Linked DNA regions of Homo sapiens: region 2 is linked to region 1. A link is an interaction called in ENCODE POLR2A ChIA-PET data of the cell type or tissue named here. Cell type or tissue: K562. All regions are shown on one strand.

Evidence for each region. ChIA-PET counts read pairs that join two places held together with the same protein. Peaks named below come from ENCODE experiments on the same cell type or tissue, not always from the same donor. Only the 100,000 strongest peaks of a DNase experiment are listed, where the experiment ranks them.
Region 2: POLR2A ChIA-PET joins it to region 1 with 5 read pairs; 1 of 35 experiments calls an interaction of 5 or more read pairs at or near these places.

What each region holds. Positions count from the first base shown.
Region 1 is chr2:105,061,004-105,063,503 of GRCh38, reverse strand. The region is part of intron 2 of MRPS9 (mitochondrial ribosomal protein S9); the gene reads right to left. Among named protein-coding and RNA genes, the nearest start is that of MRPS9-AS2, 24 kb to the right of the region's middle. In K562, no CTCF peak of the experiment used is centred here; a DNase peak (open chromatin) is centred at 1,123.
Region 2 is chr2:104,976,013-104,978,512 of GRCh38, reverse strand. The region is part of intron 1 of MRPS9-AS2 (MRPS9 antisense RNA 2); the gene reads left to right. Among named protein-coding and RNA genes, the nearest start is that of MRPS9, 61 kb to the left of the region's middle. RefSeq lists an enhancer at 1,348-1,642. In K562, a CTCF peak has its summit at 1,475; a DNase peak (open chromatin) is centred at 1,512.

The DNA.
Region 1 (2,500 bases):
CTCTTTTTCTGTATGAATGAAAGTTTTCATAAGAAAAAGTACACAAATTAGTATTTACTGCTGTTGCTATTAGATTAGAGTGTTTTGATATTTCTCAATTCTGGTTCCAACATCCATGCAACATACATGTTAATACATAAATACATATGTATATACACATAAAAGTCATATAACCTTTTGTTCTTCTATAATTTGTGATTGTTTTAATAAATTTTTGTTTGTTTTTTAGAGACTGGGTCTTACTATGTTGCCCAGGAGAGCAGTGGCTATTCACAGATGTGATCATGGCGCACTACAGCCTTGACTCCTGGGCTCAAGAAATCCTCCTGCCTCAGACGCCCAAGGAGCTGAGACTACAGCATGTGCCACGGCACCTTGCCCATTGCTGTTTTATTCAGATAAAAGAAGCAACCATGTTCTATACTTCTAAATTTCTATTTTCTCTTTTGTAGTATTTTTGAACTGTTTTTGAAGCCAATTCTTCAGGTGTTTTTAATTGTTTCAATGAAAGACAAAATACAAACTGCAAACAAATATTACTTATACTTCCAAGTATTATCTTTCTTGTAAGTAACGCAAAGCAAAAATTATAAATTCTTACTTGGGAAGAAATGAAGGGCGCAATCCTAACATGTCCAGTAGAACTTCCTCTGATAATGGAAATACTCTATATAATCTGTGCTGTTCAAAATGACAGCCAGTAGCCTATGTGGCTACTACGCTCACTGACATGTGCTTGGTGCAACCGAGGAAGTAAATTTTCATTTTATTTACTATCAATTCCATTTTATTTACTGCCAATTAATTTTAATCATGCAACTCAGCACTGTACTAATGTTACTGAGGTGTATTTCAGCAAGGTTTTTTAAACTTCATTAAATGGTTACAAGGTTAAAGTCTGTAATGTAATGTTATTGGTCTAAATTAACAAACACATATCTATTGTTACAAGACAGAATATTAACAACCAAGTAGTCTCCAAATAGAGGATTTCTACGACAAAGCTGGTAATAACGGCCATTCCTAACTTTATCTCCTGTGAAGTGAAAAGGCTGGAAGCAGTGTTTCAGTACTTAGATCTATGACTCGATTCCTTGAGGGCTTGGACGGGTAACTCAGTATCAAGACAACCATCTGTAAGGCTGCGTTTCCTGACATCTCTTAACACTACAGAGGCCCTCTGCTACTAAGCATGATAGCCTAACTTTACTATCTTAAAGAGTAAAGGTAAGAGAACTGGGTTTAGATACCCTATTTCATTCAGCCTGGACTTCAAAGTTGGGTATGTGGGTGGAAATATTTACAAACAAGAAGGAGTAGGAAAATGTAAGAGAGAAAGACAGACAGAGAGAGTGTGTGTGTGTGTGTAACAGAAGTGTGTATATGGAGTAAAAATGAGAGTAATATTACAAAAGCCTTCACTTTCCCAATCAGACTTCTTGTAGTCTGTATTCATTCAGAGGTCCTTACTGGATCAGCTCCAGTTTTCCCCCTATCCTTTGTTGTTCATTTGAATCATAGTTAATTTTAACTTGCTACTAGAAAGAAAAACATATAAATATCAAGTTGTGACAAATACTGAAAACCTTTTCTGCTTGTTTTTGCAGTTTCTTTCTCCTAGAACAAAGCATAAGCAAGAAAAACCAACAAAGCAAAATGACAAGCACAGACCTCCATCTTACGTTCTAGGAGGGTCCACCTGAAGGAATAATGTCCTCTCTAAGCACCCATACGAACAGTATCTTACTTGCAACATGCCCTCCAGGGAATACTGTCCCCAATGCTCCTCCCCCCAGGCAGTGCAACTTTCAGTCCAGTTCTGGAATAACTCTTCCCCATCACCATTATAAAAGCAGGGATGGTGGGGAGGAATGGGGCACTATCACCTTTCTCTCTAAACCTGCTGCGGGTAGTGATGCACTATTGGAAATTCTGTGTGTCAGAAAAACATCAAAATGCATCTGCCGCAGTCTGCATTTCAGCGCCAGGCATAATCTTACTAGCACTGTCTTGCTGAAGTTACTGCTGTCTCTTGTCACTGGAGTCTCTGCCGCAGGTATGAGGAAGCTCACCCCATACTACCCCTGTAGCAGCAGCAAGGCCCACTCAGGGAGCACAACAGCTTTCCAGCTTTCTTCCTCTCAGATTGCCTTCCCACCCCACAAGGCCCAATGTTAAGATTTCAACTTCTTTGACCACGATTATGCAGACCTAATTCAAAGCCAGGCTACGCAAAACCAGCTCAGTGCCACACATCCGACTGTTTTAGTTTTGACTGCCTGTAAGCTGGTCTGTTAGGGCATTGTAACTTGAGGTTTATTTCAGTAGAAAGGCATTTGCTCAAGCCCTTCCAATACAATATTTAACTTTTTTTTTTTTTTTTTTTTTTTTTTTGAGACAGAGTCCTGCTCTGTCGCCCAGGCTGGAGTGCAGTGATGCGATCTCGGCTCACTGCAAGTTCCACCTCCCGGGTTCACGCCATTCTCCTGCCTCAAGTCCT
Region 2 (2,500 bases), 85 kb after region 1:
ATATATATAATCCTCTATGTCTCTCTATATATGTAGAAATAGATAAACATCTCCTCTCTCTCTCTCTCCATATATATATATATATATATACATACACACACATGCACACACACAAAGAGAGAGACATATAGATAGATAGATAGACAGATGGATATAGCGAGAGACATATATACATCTTCTATTGATTCTGTTTCTCTGGAAGACCCTAACTAATACAACCAGGTGAAGGATGACTGCAGAAGTCCAGGCAAGAATCATGACAGCATGGATGGAGGTGTTGCTGTAGAAATGGAGAGAAGGCTTAGGGCTACACATATGTTTAGGCATGACCAACTAGAAGTGAGTCAGAATAGAAGTGAGTCAGGAACTTCATAAGTTCCTGCAGCATCTCCTCTACAGAATTTGGCTGAGGAGGTATGCAGTACATTCATTGCTAGCATGCTAATTAGAGGAGAGACACCAGGCATCAGTCTGGTCATCCAAATAGTGAGTAAGGAAATAAGCTCCTTCCTTTTGGATAAGCCATTGTTCATGGGAACCATTGCCCTCATGATTATTTCTTTTCAGAACAGGTGCACACAGACAATGCCTTTTATTTTGTTGGTAGATCCCTTTCTATTGGCACTGCTTCCAACTGCTCTGTTAGCCTGGCTTACCTTTTGCCTTACACCTTTTCATGAGCCACCCATCTTTGAGTGCCATTTTCCATGCCAGCATATGTATGCCTATTTTCCCAGCAGCCCCCAGTGTGGCCCCCTTCCTCCTCACCATGTGTCAGGGTTCCCTTGCTGTATCTATTCTGAGAAGTCTGAAAAATTCTACGGTTAGAGTTTGGAGTTAAAAGGAAGGAGAAGATAGAGCGAGGCTGTGAAAATACCCTGCTAATAGTAGCAGAAATGTACATGAAAAACACTTACCGAGAGATGCCTTTTATAGCATCTACATTATTATACTAACAGAAGTAAATTGTATTTTGATTGTGGCCGGTTGAAAACCACATCCTCCATGTATGAAGTATATAATCAGCTTAATCAGTTGCTGATCCCAGGACAATTTCATCCCAGTGTATTGGGAGAGTGCAAATAACATAGAGTTTATTCCATTCTTCTTAGTAATTTAAATGTCACTTTGTTAAATGAACTCGAAGACAGATTTGCATTACTTGAATTCAGGGTTTCCAATAATAATGTAACACTTTTCCTTCTCCCAATACCAAAGCAATGGCTTAATATAAAAAGCAAGTGGTTAAATTCAAAACATTTTCCCACATGAGTGTCTTTTACTGCTATAATTTTTTTTTTGTTTTTGGTGTCAAATTTATTTTTAAAATCTTGCTAAAGATGCCAGTTATTAGGCGATTGTCTGTCAACTTCAAACCCACTTCTGTGTGGTTTTGTGTTGCTGGGGCTGGGACTCTGCAAACCACACTTTACCTTTCCAGTGGCTTCTCTGATCAACTCTGCCAATAGGCGGTGCTAGAGGGAAGTTGTGCTTTGGAGGTGGAAAGGGGGACCTGGCTCCTTCCTGTTTCCTTCCAGTTTGCTTCCTGTTCCTGCAGTGTCACTCCAGCCTCATCTCTTCATGCAGACAGCAGCAGTTCATTGCAGTAGTAACAGCCGGACCTAGTTTGCAGCTTTTCCAGCACTCAGAACCAGCTTCATCTCACCCTGTGAGAGATGCCTGCACCAGCCAGCTGGTGTCCCTCCTCAGAAGTCTGCATCCCAGCACTGTGGGGCCTCTTCTTCAAGCTTCTAAGCTTTAATAATCTCTACCTCTAGTCGTAGGGGAGGCAGCTGCTTCCTGCTACCTCTGTGATATCTTAGTGTTCCCTTTTTGCCTTTTCAGTTCCTCAATTTCTAGTTAACGGGTCTTTATGCTAAAAGGTCTCTGTTAAAATAGCTGGTGTGGCTTCAGTATCTTGGCTGGACACTAAATGATATACGAGGTACCATGAAGCCACTATGAATGACTGACACCTGTGTGACTTTCCAGCCTCTCTGAGAATTCTGAGCTGCATTAAACAAGACTTAGTGTTGCTGGGCTGTAAATGCCCCAGTTTCACGGTGATGAAGACCCACTATAGCCTAGTGCAATTGATACTGCTGAAAACCTCTGGTCCTGCCAAACATTGTTTTATGCAAAAGCCCATGCAATAGAGACATTTGGAGAAACAAGAGAAATCGAAGCCATAAAAGTAGCATTTGCCAGTTTTTCCAGCTGATGTCCACTGAGAATTCTTTATAGGAGATTAGAAGGATTTCTTTCCCTAAAGAGAGCTGATAAAATAAAAGAATTTTAAGTTCTGAGCTTGCATGCCTGTAGCTCAAAGCTGTCATTAGACTTCTTGTGGCCAGGGTGACAGTATGGTAGTCAGGGAACTACCCTCAGCTGTAAAGTCCTTTTATTCTTCATTTGCAAACACTCTGACAACAAAATGCTGAAAAGGAGCTTATAACAAAACCATGTAGGAGATAGCATGCCTGTGGGGTCAGAAGCCAGC